2 separate regions of the Homo sapiens genome follow, and region 2 is linked to region 1. Evidence: chromatin loops called from intact Hi-C (ENCODE). Cell type or tissue: gastrocnemius medialis. All regions are shown on one strand. Links, peaks and the distances in the headings refer to the core of each region. The heading gives the core; the rest is flanking DNA.

The links. A loop is a pair of places that touch in the nucleus more often than their neighbours do. Peaks named below come from ENCODE experiments on the same cell type or tissue, not always from the same donor. Only the 100,000 strongest peaks of a DNase experiment are listed, where the experiment ranks them.
Region 2: a loop joins it to region 1, with 4 times the contacts of the local background. A loop is called at or near these places in 1 of 110 quality-filtered maps.

Annotation. Positions count from the first base shown.
Region 1 is chr18:58,309,555-58,317,972 of GRCh38, reverse strand. NEDD4L (NEDD4 like E3 ubiquitin protein ligase) reads right to left here. Exons shown (of 31, transcript NM_001144967.3): 6 at 1,941-1,991. Among named protein-coding and RNA genes, the nearest start is that of MIR122HG, 130 kb to the left of the region's middle. RefSeq lists an enhancer at 1,319-2,518 and silencers at 7,312-7,411, 7,217-7,439. In gastrocnemius medialis, for the core only: no CTCF peak of the experiment used is centred there; DNase peaks (open chromatin) are centred at 1,975, 2,724 and 3,522; H3K27ac peaks cover 5,000 bases.
Region 2 is chr18:57,764,509-57,770,918 of GRCh38, reverse strand. All of the region lies in intron 1 of ATP8B1 (ATPase phospholipid transporting 8B1), which reads left to right. Among named protein-coding and RNA genes, the nearest start is that of ATP8B1, 36 kb to the left of the region's middle. In gastrocnemius medialis, for the core only: no CTCF peak of the experiment used is centred there; DNase peaks (open chromatin) are centred at 1,748 and 3,538; H3K27ac peaks cover 3,124 bases.

The DNA of each region.
Region 1 (8,418 bases), core at 1,433-6,432:
TGCCACATGAATAAAGAATATACCTTCACGCCTCTCCTTTTGTTTTCTTTGTGGTCCATCTCTCTGACTATAGTTGGCTGTGAACAGCTAGTCAGTTTGAAGTATGGAGGTGAAGCACGCCACTGCAAGTTACCCTCTGGGCACACGAGTAACTAGGGGCACTCGGTCCTCTCTGGGCGTTCACGGCTCTACCCTCTGCAATCGGCTGGCTTCTATTCCTGCCCTGTGCCTCTGCACCGCTTCCTTCTTTGAAGGCTCACTGACCCTGCCTCCACTCAGAATCCAAAGCTAAACTATTCTTTATACTGACTTGGCCTCGGAGGAGGAACCTTTTTCTATTTTCTGGGAGCCCTACTCAACCTTTCAAGACCAGGTGCTGCTCACTCACTCAAAAAAGAGCTTGTCAGAGCAAGGTTTTTAAACATGTCACTTTTGCCTCTTACCAAATATTAGAATATTTGCCTCTCAGAAAATAATTTCCCCTGGCCAAGATGTGGTTTTTACATTAGGGAAAGGGTGGCTGGAGACGTCCATAAAAGAGCTGGCCCATCAACCAACACTGTCTAAAAGTGTGAGAGGATCGCAGCTTCAGTCTGAAGAACATACACAGAAGACCTCCCAACGTAGAAGGATGCGAGGTCTTTGCTCACAAAAGGTGAAATAGTCACATCCTCCCAACGTGACCTGAGAAGAGCAGTCAGGTTTCTGATGGCTCATGGAGTAGTTCTCACGCAGAAGCCCTGGGCAGGCCCCTCCCGTGGCACCCTGGAGCTTCAGAGTTTTAAAAAGAAACAAACAAGATATTTTAAGAATATCACTTTCACTTCCAGTCCTTTGGAACCTTGCGACTTTCTTCCTTAACAGCTCCCCTGAGTGAGTAAGAGTAAATTACTTGCTATCACCTTCCTTCACAACACATCTTCAAAGCTTACTTGGTATTTAACATATGGAAACAGCCATAATTTCCACACAGCAGGAAGCTTATGCTAGCTTTAAATAGCTTTAAATAAAGTAAATAAAGTAAAGTCACTTTACTTTATAGACTATTTATGCTATTTGCTCACACAAAGCATTTAAAAAAATAACACAATGCCCTTGTAAGGCAGAAACATTCGCCTTTCCTCTCTCAGCTGCTACTTCTATCACGTCGTTGTGCTGCCCAGGGAAGAAGGCCAGGAGGAAGGCTGGGACAAGCCGGAAAACTGAAGCTGGAATAGGAGATGGGGATCCACCTTTCTCAAGGCCTCCAGGTCCTACCTACACATTCTGTCTGCCCTGCCTCCTGTTTCGGGTGTCAGCCCTAATGCCCGTCACTAGTCAACAGCCTCGACTGCTCCGCTACTTTGAGCAGAGAGAAATGGCAGCACCACACATGCTAACTCAGTGCGTGTTCCAGCGAGGGTGGGTGTTCCCAGCTGACAAGTTCACTCAGAATGAACAGGCTCTTCTTTTGTCACCATGCTGACTGAGAAAGCCAGACACCAAAATCTGGGAAATGCTATTATAGTTTGTGTACAGGAATCCAAGAGAAATGGCATGTGCGGTTCCAGACAAAGAGTGCAAACATCTGATGGGACCCGGAGGATGCATTAGGAAGCAGAGACAGTAAGTGACAAGAAGGGAGGCCTGAGTGAAGGAGGTGTCTGTTTTGTAAGATGTGATACACAAAGGTGGAGCAGCTGAAGTGCAGAAAAGAGAGGGAGCTGGTGGATGGGAACGCAAGCGCACGACTCAGGCACCCTTGACTACTCTTACAGCCAGCTTCTCCTCCATCCCCTTGAAAGGACCACTTTCCAGAAAGGACTAAGGCCACAGCACACGTGCTTCATTTCAGCCTTCTTCACCGTGGTGAAGAAATGCCACTCTGAAAATACACTGACTACAAACAATTAGAAACCCCCGCCCCCAGCACGAAGCATCAAACATGAGACTGTCCTTACCGGAAGGTGACTAAGGGGCACGTCCACCTGGCCCAGGAAGTCGTCTCGTGTCTGTTAGGAAGAGAACAAAGAGTTAGTGTTTCCATTTCTTCACTGAGCGTCAGCATTTCCTAAAAATGTTTTATCATGAATAGAGACAAAGGTCCAGGGCCTGGCACTGGAATGTGGAGGGCGGAAGGCCCCGAGGAGACACGAGTAACCACACCCCGGGAGACCAGGAGCCCGTGCGCCTGGACTGAGCTGGCTGAGATTCTGTCTGGTGTCTGCTACCAAGCACAATGCTATGGAAGCCTCTGTAGAAGCTGGGAGAACATGATCAGTCAGGGAAGAGACAGGCAGGGTTTGAGGGCACAGCTGGGCCCAGCTGAAAGAGAAGATGGCAAACAAATGCTGGGAACATTTTAATAAGTGTTTACTGATCCAATGCTAAAAACTAAAGAGCTTCTTGAGAGCTGAGAGCCAATGGAAAAAGTATATGGCCTAGTTACCAATGCATCTTACAAACTGCATCTCACAAAAAAATACACACTTTTTAAATCCAGTAAGTACATTGTTTTTTTTTTAATCTAGTAAGTGCACTGCTTCAGAGTCCACGTATATGGATCAGGTCCTGCTAATTTTTGGACACACCATGCCTCTCCCTCTCCACATCTACCATACTGCACGTATCTCTCCCGACTTCAAAGAGGCCCAGGTGAAAATCATTTGGAGCCACGCACCAGTCCCCTCTCAGGCTCTGGGAGTCATCTGGGAAGTCATGATTCAGCTCCAGAGGTCACTGGCCTGGACCACAGTCACACTATATCCCTCAGTTACGGTGCTTGTGGCATGGCCTCTGATGTTTAGATGACCCGAGAAGCAAACTGGAACACAATGACTATTTGCCGCTCTCATATAAAAAGATGCAGCTGGTTCCACCACATTCAAAATGCGTAAAAGCTGGGCAGTTCTTTAGATATGATGAGACCAGCCCCATAGCCAGCTTGAGCCACCTAAGAAGGAATCCAGCCTACCTGGTGCTGAATCCTGGCCTCTTATTTCTACTCTGCTAGTTTACAGAGGAAGTTTCTAATTCACATATGCTATTTTTCAAGTGTACTTGAAAAACATTCTCTTCTTCCATTTAAAAGGAAGCAGCAGGTAAATATGAATGAGATTTATTGAAATGACTTGCTCCAAGCGTAGGAATTCCTTTTAGATAATTGAAAAAATTTGATGAACTGGAAAGCCATCTGTCTCCTCTAAACAATCCATTCTGGATAATAAAAAAATCAAAGTTACCACGGTTTGGGTATGCATGAAGAATGAGACTAGCCCCAATCCTTTTGATGAGATTTTCATTTCTTTTACTTTCTTAGCTGTATCTACTACAACTCAACGTGGAGACGCCTCATCTAGCATAGAGCGGTAAGAGGAGGTGCCCACAGATTCTGTATGTCTTACCAAGAGCAGCAGTCAGCAGAAGGCCTTGAGAATAATGACAGCCTTGCTATCCAGCTCACAGACCTAATCACGCTGCCCCAGTGACTCACACCAATGACAGTTACACAAGGAATTAGGCAGTGTGCCTGTTAGTTCTCTATTTGGCTGATTTCACTATTTTTTTTTTTTTTTGAGACAGAGTCTCTTGCTCTGTCGCCCAGGCTGGAGTACAGTGGTGCAATCTCAGCTCACTGCAACCTCCGCCTCCTGGGTTAAAGCGATTCTCCTGCCTCAGCCTACTGAGTAATTGGGACTACAGGCACACACCACCACGCCCAGCTAATTTTTGTATTTTTAGCAGAGATGGGGTTTCACCACGTTGGCCAGGCTGGTCTCGAACATCTGACCTCCAACGATCTGCCCTCCTCGACCTCCCAAAGTGCTAGGATTACAGGTGTGAGTCACCATGCCTGGCCTGATTTTGCTATAATTTTAAAGCTAATATAAATATCAGTTAACTGTACTATAAAAAAAAGAAATTCACTGAATATTGACCATAAATTGTCTGCTTAATGTGAGCAGAGTAGTGTGGCCACTTGCCACCTCTCCTCCTCCTGCTATGGCTGCTAATGTGGGAAGGAAAAGACAATCAGCAGAAGGACAAGACAATCTTATTCAAAGCTGTTTCACAGCCTGATAGCTTTGAAAGGCTGCCCATGAATCATTAACCTAAGTGCACTTCAACAAAACTTCACAAAATATCTATATGCCCGTGTTGTTTTGCCAGGGAGACATCTGAGTTCTAAACTGATAAAACAGGTTAAAGCTTTGCCCAGACACCAAAAGACAGGCACCCAGTACTAATGGCTGGCAGCCAGTCTTTACACAGTGCTCACTCTCTGTGGGCTCTGTGCCAAGGCTGCGTCTAGTTCTCGCAACAACCTTCAGAGGCAGGTACAATGATTGTGCCCATTTTACAGATAGGAAGCCAGAGAGGTATGTGGCCAAGCTGCCCATCAGCCTGTGCCCTTAACTGACACTGTGTGCCATATGTCAGCAACTGGCAGGAAAGCAAGGCGGTACCAGCTCTGGGCTTCTGACTGGATGCTGGCTTTAAACGGTGTAGATGAGAAGGGAGGGATTCTGATGATGGCACAGTCTGATGAGACTTCAGAGGGTTCTGGTAAAATGCTTATTTGCTATGTTATCTTTACACTACCTCCTACTCCAACCGTTCCTTTCCTCAAATGGAATACAGTTTACCGAATTCCCTGAGGTACTGCAAAAGCCAGGAAACTACACTTATACCTTTTATCACGTTTTCTCATGATGTTAAAAAAATGTTTTAAAACAGTAAAAGATGAGACAATTTGCCATTAAAGGAAACGGAAGGCTCTTATTAGTTTACATGAATAGAGATGGAAATTATTTTTGAAATAAAATAGGGATCAAGCACAAAAATGCACATGGTCAAAATGAATTGGCTTAAACTAGTGTTTCACCAGTCAATGGAAGATGTAGTTGGTGAGAGATCTAGGTTTCAAAGCATCCCATTGCTGCTAAAACTACAGAAAGTTCAGGCCATGTGAAATATTTAGGTTAGGGACACTACACCGATTAAAAACAAAAATGGCCAGGTACGGTGGCTCACGCCTGTAATCTAAGCACTTTGGAAGGCTGAGGCGGGCAGATCACTTGAGGTCAGGAGTTCGAGATCACCCCGGCCAATATGGCGAAATCCCATCTCTACTAAAAACACAAAATTAGCTGGGCTTGGTGGCTCATGCCTGTAGTCCCAGCTACTTGGGAGGTTGAGGCAGGAGAATCGCTTGAACCCGGGAGGCGGAGGTTGCAGTGAGTTGAGATCATGTCACTTGCACTCCAGTCTGGGAGACAGGGCAAGACTCCATCTCAAAAACAAACAAACAAACAAACAAAAAATGTCTTCAACCCTGCAGAGGAGATCTAACAGGGGATCAGAGAACCTCCTGGTGCCTTTATGCCACAGGGAGGAGCAGGCATGTTGAAGGAACACCTCTGTTTGATGGTAAGAGGAACTGGGAGGTGTGCTAGTGTGTGGGATCCTGCCTGTGGGCCCCGGAGGGACAACGTTTGAGGCCATCACAGCACCCTTAGGTCATCACCACCACAGTGCAACACCTCATACCAACATTATAAAAGCATTAATCAAATCAATTTTTAATGATTTCCAATACAAAATTATTTCCATCAAGCATCAAGTTAACTACAATAGCCTACAAAACCAAATTAACTTCAACTCATTCGGTGAACATTGGTATTTCTTGTGGTTATTTTTAAGTGGTAAAATGCTGTCAATTTCCATGCCATTACCTGCCATCCAATTCTCAAGGTTGAAAATGTGCCTTTCAGTAACAAAATAATAGATGTTCCCTTCTAATGAGCCATCAAATATTTTTCCTGTGAAATGACAATGTAGAATGGAGCCCCTGAAACGTGTCCTATCAGGTGAAACAAAAATTCATATTCCGATATTGGAAAAGTTAAATAAATACACAAATAAAACACTGTGTCCTTTAGAGCTTGTGCGGTAAATACTGATGAACTACATTCAGGACTGCCACCCTCCCATTTAAAAATCACTACTAAGTAAGAAGGAGGGGACAAGTGGGCGCCCTGTTCATGCAGAGGGGTATGCTGCCACCAAGGGTGGATGCCACTGGGACCTGAAGCCCGGGGGCTATTATAATCGCTCCAGTGAAAGAGATTATAGCCTATGGGCATTTCCCCAGATGGGAGTGCACACTAGGTCAAATCTGTCAGCACTGACGTGGACGCCAGGCTTAGATGTCCTCACAAAATACTCAAGACTCAATTTCTCAAAGAACACATCCATTCAAACAACAACAACAACAACAACAACAAAAACCACAGGGACTCTTATCTTTAGGGTAGAACTGTACTTGAAGGATGTGATTCGAATCTTACTATACACCAATGACCACCCCACCCTATTCCTTTCAAGACAGAGGCGGTGGTAGCAGAGCTGGGTGCACAGTGAACTTCACACGGAAGCTCAAAGGGAGAGCACCTGACTGTGCAGAAGAAAAGTATTAAAGGAAGTAAGGGCTACCCACAGGTCACGCTGGGGTCCTAAAGACCCCCAGCTGGGAGCCCAGGGGGTTGAGGGTGCAAGGAGCTATGATCGTGCCACCAAACTCCAGCCGGGGTAACAGAGCAAAAGCACTGGTGATTCTTGGTAAAATGACCCATGTGTATTTCTGGAGCTATGTATCAAGGTAATATTTTTTAAGTTGTGAGTTACAGTCCCACAAATGGTACACAGGAAGTATTTTTTAAAGTTAAGCATAATATAGAACAGAAAATATCAGTGCCTCACATAAAACACAGGTATGTGCTATTTTGAGGAACTCATCTCAGTTACATGCATACATAAATGTGTGTACTAAGTTGTGATCTAAGGTTAATTTCTTTTTGTGTGCCATCAAAAGAATTAGAAAGCCACTCAACTACAGAAAAGGAAAACCATCCACTATTACCAACTGTCTGGGGTTCCATCCTCAAAATCATTAAGTAGTGATTTCCAAAAAAAAAAAGGTTTAGAGTTTCTTAAGACAAATGGAAGGGAATTGTAGAGAATTTAGAACATAAGTCAGACAATAATAGAATGTAAGCAAAGACAGCATATGATCAGATCTTTGTATGTTACAGATCGAGGTAAACATCACAGCTGCCTCTAACACTAAGCCAGAAAAACAACCTGGGCTTTCCCAGAGGACTAGCGAGTGCAGCTACCCCATCAGCTGTGCCACTGGCCGGCCCCAGTGCTGACAGAGGCCCTCAGTAATGCATGACGCCAGCTTTGGCATTACAGAGAAAAGGAAGGCAGAATGTTCCTTTTCCTCCTTCCACTTGTCAGGCACCTCAGCTTCCATCATGCAATCAGAGCAGGGCTGTGGTTCAGGAAGAGGTAAAGTGTGAGTGCGGTTCCACCCACGCTGGGCGTTGCATAACCCAAGGAAGGTTTCTGCACCTGGGTGGTGCCTCTGCCTTTCAAGGTGAATTGCTTCAAAATATGTCACTGAAATTACCTTAATCAAATAAGAGCCAAGTGGCACTCAAATAAAGAAAAAAGTGTGATGACATATTCTCTGAATGCACATACTCCTACCAAAATTCACTTCATATGCACCAGAACACAAAACCCAAACAAAATTCAAGTACTTTTTGGTAAACACACACAGGGCTTTTACATGGCCAGCTCCTCTGCCATTTAATTTTTAAGAAGTAAGGGACAAAATCTGCCATTCAGTTATACACAGTAAGGTGTGTCCTAGAGACACTGGTCCTTATTTATAACAACAAACAGGACCTCCATGTCAACAGAGTGTCAGAGCAAATTTGCAGGACTTTTACAGGCCCCAGGAAAACCATGCTGGAAGGCAGCAGAACTCAACCCTGCTGGCTGTACCTACAACCAGGAAGACCATCTATTTTGAGGAACACTTATTACTGAAGTTTAAAAAGTTAAACTGAAGTCAGAGAGAGAGAAAGAGAGCGAGCAAGAGTGAGAGTGAGAGCGAGAGCGAGAGCAAGCGCAAGCAAAGAACAACTGTGCTTGCAAGGATTGCAGCAGCCCTGCAATAGCAGCCTGGCTTTAACTCCAAAGCATAACTAGACCAGTATAATCGGGGTGGTGAGAAGACACTCCTTTGTGGGCTCAGAGGGAGTCCTGGTGGCTCCAGGTACTTGGCTGTGACATCAGGGGATGAGGTGTACCTGATGTCCCCACCTCCCTCTGGTTGGGTGGAAGTGGTTCAAGAACACTCAGTTCTCTGCCCCACACCAAATATAAGCATATCCCAGGTGCGGGGTCAACTAAGGGCCACAAGAATCACCATTTTTTTTTTTTTTGCAGGAGGAGCACTTGATAATCTGAACTTAAGACCCAGGAAACTGGGGGTGCGAACACTGGGATAGGACTCTGCCAACTAGATGCCCAGGTGAGCAGCACTGTTGTGCTTAGGAGCTTTTCCTCATCAGCTCCTTCAGGCAG
Region 2 (6,410 bases), core at 1,411-6,410, 550 kb after region 1:
GCACTCCAGCCTGGGCGACAGAGCGAGACTCTGTTACAGAACAAAACAAACAAAATTCACATCCATGTTTCTAGAAGAACGGTGACTTTAACTCGTATCTGACTGTCCCTTTGCTGTTCTGTCCTTAACATTGGGGCATGTTGACATGTTTTCACCTACAGGTATATTGCCATGAACTTGCGATCTGCCGCAGTAGGCAAGCCCCAGTATACCTGTCCCCTGCGTGTGGTTTGCCCCCAAGGGGTAGCCTCCCCACTGGCTGGCTTGCAGTGCATCTCAAAGTCCCTGTCTCAGCCTCTCCTTCTCCTCTATCCCATTTCTACCCATCTGGAGCTCCTGCCTCAACAATTTGGCTCCAGGGGTACCCTGTTCTGAGGGTGGGCCGGCTGGAGGCAGGAGAAAGGAGCCTTGTGTCTCACGGAGTGAGGAAGATCCCAAACTGGATGGAGGCAAAGTGGATGGTAACTAAATTCTGTGGTGCCATTGCATATAGAACACAGGCCTGTCAAGGCAAGTGGCATTTTGTGGACTGCTCTGGAAAGTGCTAAACAAATTTTGAGACATCTAACCGAAATGTGAAATATTGGACTGCGGTTCCCATTGGCAGCTGGGGTGGGTGGGCACCTAGGGAAGCTTGCTAGGCTGAGGCACTTCTGCCTGAGTGCAAGAAAAAGCAGTTCTCATTAGCTGGGCATGGTGGCATGCACCTGTAGTCCCAGCTACTCAGGAGGCTGAGGCAGGAGAATCGCTTGAACCTGGGAGGCAGAGGTTGCAGTGAGCTGAGATCGCACCACTGCACTTCAGCCTGAGTGAGAGAGTGAGACTCTGTCTCAAAAAAAAAAAAAAAAAAATGCAGTTCAGCAGTTCTCAGCATGAGGGTTTTATGAGCAGGATGCTGGGCTGGCTGGGTTTTAATCTGGACTCTACCGCACACTTGTGAGACCATGGACAAGTTTCTTGACCTCAGTGTCTTCATTTATACAAGGGGAATAACAGGACCTACCTTATTGGATCCTTGTATATTTAAATGCATTTGTGTGTGTTAAATGTTTGGTATGGTACTTGACACATAGCATTGGCTCAATAAATGCTAGCTGGTGCTATCATTAATACATTATGAAATCAGAATTACAAATAAAAGTTCTTCGATCAGATCTACTATTTGCTGTGCATTTGGGATGCCCCAGGCTCAGTGCTCCTGAATGAGCTTACTTTCCCCACATCCATTTCAATTATCTACTCTGGAGTCATCTTTGGCCGTTTCTTGCCATTTGAGATAGTCCGATGGCATTTATGATATTTTAAAAATCAATTTAGAGTGAAGTGTGTGTGTTTTCATGAATTAAGGCTCAAACCAGTTGCCTACTGGCTTAATGAAGTACTAGCAGTTTCTTGCTTTACCCCAGCACCTCCAAGGAGCCTTGCACTGAGTTTCTTGCTGGTGGGTCTTGATTTTTAACTAAATGAGGAATTGGTGAATGAATGGTCTTCCATTCACAGTGGGTTTGGAGTGGGAAGGCGCACGGGCATACCTAGAAAGGCTCTAGAGAAACTAGCTTTATTTGAACCCAAGGAAGGCATTTAATAGCAGAGCAGGGAGAAGGGAGCCAATCAGATCTGGCAGGGCAGGCCCAGGAGGAAATACGGCTCTGAGGATGGAAGAGTCGTGGGGCAGGCAGAATGCGTGGCTCTAGGGAATGGCGGCCAGGCCTTCCTGGCCATCAGAGGTTTTGCGCAATGCATACACTTGGCTCTGCTTTCTTTCTGAGCTGGTCCTCCCCTTAATATGCCTGGGTCAGACCACGGTTGAGCAAGGAAGCTGTCCTGTCTGAGTACACTTCCCAAAGCCACCTGTCACTCACCATCAAGATAAGGATACTCAGCCACCCACCTTACTCACTGGGAAGCTGCCCACCTGATCCTTCATGGAAAGTGGAAGGCGGGCTCTGTTTATCTAGGCTGGTAAAGTCCTTGTGGAGCAGCTGGGAAAACAAGAACATCTCTGAATTTGTAGAATTATCATCTACCTCTGGCTTCTTGGACTTTTTAACTGGTTACAGTGTTTGCTGCTATGGTCAGCCCAAGGGTTAAGCCTTTCTCTTGGGTGTGTGTTTCATTTTACAGCATAACTCATTTCCTCCTTGCATCAATTTCCACTTCTATCCTTGGCATAGGGATTTGTTACCAACTTGGCATGCAACCGTCTCTTGCATTTTATTTTTAGAACTTGGAGTAAGGATTAGCTATGTAATATTTTGAATCCTTCATACTGACTTTGGTAAAATACACAATAGAGAAAGCTTTAAAAGCTTAGCTTTTTTTTTTTTTTTTTGGCATGTAAACAGTAAAAATGGCCTTTTAGAATTCTAATCTGGACTATGTTTTCCTCCCTCAATTCCCTTGACTGGTTATTTTTAGGATTTACAGATGGCTTTGGAGAATAGGTATGATTCTAGGATTCTTCTTAGTAGCTTAAGAAAATTCTTTTTTTTCTTTTCTTTTCTTTTCTTTTTTTTTTTTTTTTTTTTTTTTGAGACAGGGTCTCACTCTGTTGCCCAGGCTGGAGTACAGTGGCATGATCTTTGCTCACTGCAACCTCCGCCTCCTGGGTTCAAGCAATTTTCCTGCCTCAGCCTCCCCAGTAGCTGGGACTACAGGTGCCCCCCACCACACCTGGCTAATTTTTGTATCTCTTAGTAGAGATGGGGTTTCACTATGTTGGCAAGGCTGGTCTCGAACTCCTGACTGCAGGTGATCTGCCTGCCTCAGCCTCCCAAAATGCTGGGATTACAGGCGTGAGCCACTGCTCCCAGCCAGAATTCCTTATATCTCATTATAAAAGTGATATCTAGGATATTTGTAGACTGTATATAATGTATAATTGTTAATTGTCTTGCTTTATACCCTATAGATTTTTTAAAAATCAATTTAGAGCTCTCTGTGTATATATTTGTATGTGTGTGTGTTTTCATGAGTGAAGACCCAAACCAGTTGCTTGCTGGCTTCAGGCAGTAAAACCAAAATGCCTGGCAAGTCTTAGATCTAATCCTGCTTATACTTCATTTCCTGGACCAGTGCTGGCTTAGGGAACTTTCTGGGATGATGAAAGTGTTCTGCTTTTTTTTTTTTTAGATGGAGTTTTGCTCTCGTTGCCCAAGCTGGAGTGCAATGGCACGATCTTGGCTCACTGCAACCTCTGCCTCCTGGGTTCAAGCGATTCTCCTGCCTCAGCCTCCTGAGTAGCTGAGATTACAGGCGCGCACCACCAAGCCTGGTTAATTTTTTGTTATTTTAGTAGAAACAAGGTTTCACCATGTTAGCGAGGCTGGTCTCGAACTCCTGACCTTAGGTGATCCACCCACCTCGCCCTCCCCAAGTGCTGGCATTACAGGCATGAGCCACCGAGCCTGGCCCAAAAGCGTTCCTGTTTCTAGCCCCTAGTCACAGGTGGCTGTTGAACACTTGAAATGAGGCTAGTGCAACTGCTGATCTGGCTTCTAATTTTAGCTAATTTAATAGCCACACATGGCTCGTGGCCACTGTACTGGATGGCACAATGGCCTTGGGTTTTTCTTACCTGAGCAGCAGAAGGCTTTCTGAGGAAATGGAGCTTGGGTTGTGTGAGATGATGCGAGAATTAGAGGGGCATGTACAACTGCCCCCTTCCCCACCTGCTTAGTCTGCGACTCTACTGGACCTATGCCTTCTCCCGGAGCTGATGAGCTCACCTTAGTTCTTAGAGCTTCAATTCTTGAATGCTGCAAGCCTGCCTGAGGTTGGCTTCCTTTTATCCTGTGGATAAACTGTAGGATTCCAACGTCCTTTTTGATAGACCTCACCTCTCTCTTCCTTATTCATTACTTTCCCCATCACTCTCTGACTGCCCATGACATGGAAAGATTTGCAATTTCAAGAACAGGCTGTTCTTACCTCTAGACCTGTGCAAATCGGACACTCTCCACCTGAAATGCTCTGTCCCTTTCATGCACCTGTCTGACTCCTACATGTCCTGTAGGTCTCAGGTTAGACCTCAATTTCTGCAACACCTCCTCTAGGAAAGGCTTTCTTGACCTCTCCTAGGACAGGTGGATGCATTACCTAGTATGTATACTGGGTGGATTCCCATCACAGCACACTTGATTGAAACTGCTTCTTTACCTACAAGTCCCTCCTCCTGCCCTAGAGCTTCTTAAAGGGTGGTCCCTGTACCGGCAGCACTGGCATCACCCGGGAGCTTGATGGAAATGAAGAGTCTTGGACCCCAGCCCAGTCCCCCTGAGTCAGAAATCCTGAGTGTAGGTGCTAGCAATTTGTGCTCAACAAGCCCACCAGAGGATTTTCATATGTGCTAAAGTTTCAGAGCCATTGGGCTGAACTCTTAGCCCCATTAAGGTAGGATGTGTGATTTTTGGTTTCCCACTGTCCCTAGCTTTTAGCACACTGCCTGGCTAGATACTTGAGAAACACAGTCAGAGAAGAAATTCCAGTTATTCTTTTGGCAACTTGTCTGATCAGGAAATTTTTTAGTTGAAATCAGTTTAAATCTCTTCTCCTTTCTCCAAAGGAGATAAAGAACAACTGAGTACTTAAAAAAAATTTATTGTTATCTGGGCTCGGTGGCTCCTGCCTGTGGATCACCTGAGGTCAGGAGTTCGAGACCAGCCTGGCCAATATGGTGAAACCGTGTCTTTACTAAAAATACAAAAAATCAGCCAGGCGTGGTGGCAGGCACCTGTAATCCCAGCTACTTGGGAGGCTGAGGCAGGAGAATCACTTGAATCTGGGAGGCAGAGGTTGCAGTGAGCCAAGATGGCACCATTGCACTCCAGCCTGGGCAACAAGAGCAAAACTCTGTCTCAAAAAAAGAAAAGAAAAGAAAAAAAAATTATTGTGATAAAATATACACAACATACAATCTACCATCTTAACATTTTTTTTTTTCTTTTTGAGACAGAGTCTTGCTTTGTTGCCCCAGCTGGAGTGCAATAGCATGATCTCAGCTCACTGCAACCTCTGCCTCCGGGGTTCGAGCGATTCTCCTGCCTCAGCCTCCTGAGTAGCTGAGATTACAGGCACCTGCCACCATGCCCGGCTAATTTTTGTATTTTTAGTAAAGACGGGGTTTCACCATGTTGGCCAGACTGGTCTCTAACTCCTGCCCTCAGATGATCCAGTCAGCTTCCCAAAGTGCTCGGATTACAGGTGTGAGCCAATGCGCTTGACCTTAACCTTTTTTTTTTTTTTTCTTTTGAGACAGAGTCTCACTCTGTCACCCAGGCTAGAGTGCAGTGGCGCGATCTTGGCTTACTGCAACCTCCACCTCCTGGGTTCAAGCAATTTTCCTGCCTTAACCTCCTAAGTAGCTGGGACTACAGGTGCCCGCCACTATGTCTGGCTAATTTTTTGTATTTTTAGTAGAGACGCGGTTTCACCATATTGACCAGGCTGGTCTCGAACTCCTGACCTTGTGATCCGCCTGCCTTGACCTCCCAAAGTGCTGGGATTAAAGGCATGAGCCACTGCACCCGACCCAACCATTTTTAATTATACACTTCAGTGTCTTTAAGGGCATTCACATGGTTGTGCAGCCATCACCGCCATCCACCTCCAGAAGTTCTTCTCCAACTGAAGCTCTGCACTCATTAAACAACTCCCCTTCCTCCCAACCTTTGGCAACCATCATCCTGCTTTCTGTCTCTGAATTTGCCTACTCTGCATTCCTAATGTAAGTGAAATCATACATCATGTGTCCTTCTGTGACTGGTTTATTTTACTTAGCATGTCTTTATGCATGTGCCAGGATTTCCTTTTTAAGGCCAAATGATAGTTCCTTGTCTCTATACCACATTTTGTGTATCCAGTTATCAGATAGCATTTGGATTGTTTCTACCTCTTTGCTTTTGTGAATATCACTGTTGTGAACATGGGTCTACTGTATAAATATCTGCTCGGATTCCTGCCTTCAATTCTTTTGGGTATATACCCAGAAGTGAGATTGCTAGATCCTATGGTAATTCTATGTTTATTTTTTGAGGAACCATTATGCTGTTTTCCACAGTGGCTACACCGTTTTATATTCCCACTGGCAGTGCAAAAGTGTTTCAACTCCTCTGCAGCCTCACCAACACTTATTTTCTGTTTTTTTTTTTTTTTTTTTTTTTGACAACTGAAAGTGAAAAGTTAATTCAAGAATAGTGTCAGGCTGGGCACAGTGTCTCACACCTGTAATCCTAGCATTTTGGGAGGCTGAGGCAGGTGGATCACTTGAGGCCAGGAGTTTGAGACCAGCCTGCCTAACATGGTAAAACCCCATCTCTACTAAAAATACAAAAATTAGCCGGGTGTGGTGGCAGGAGCTTGTAATCACAGCTACTGAGGAGGCTGAGGCAGGAGAAACACTTGAACCCAGG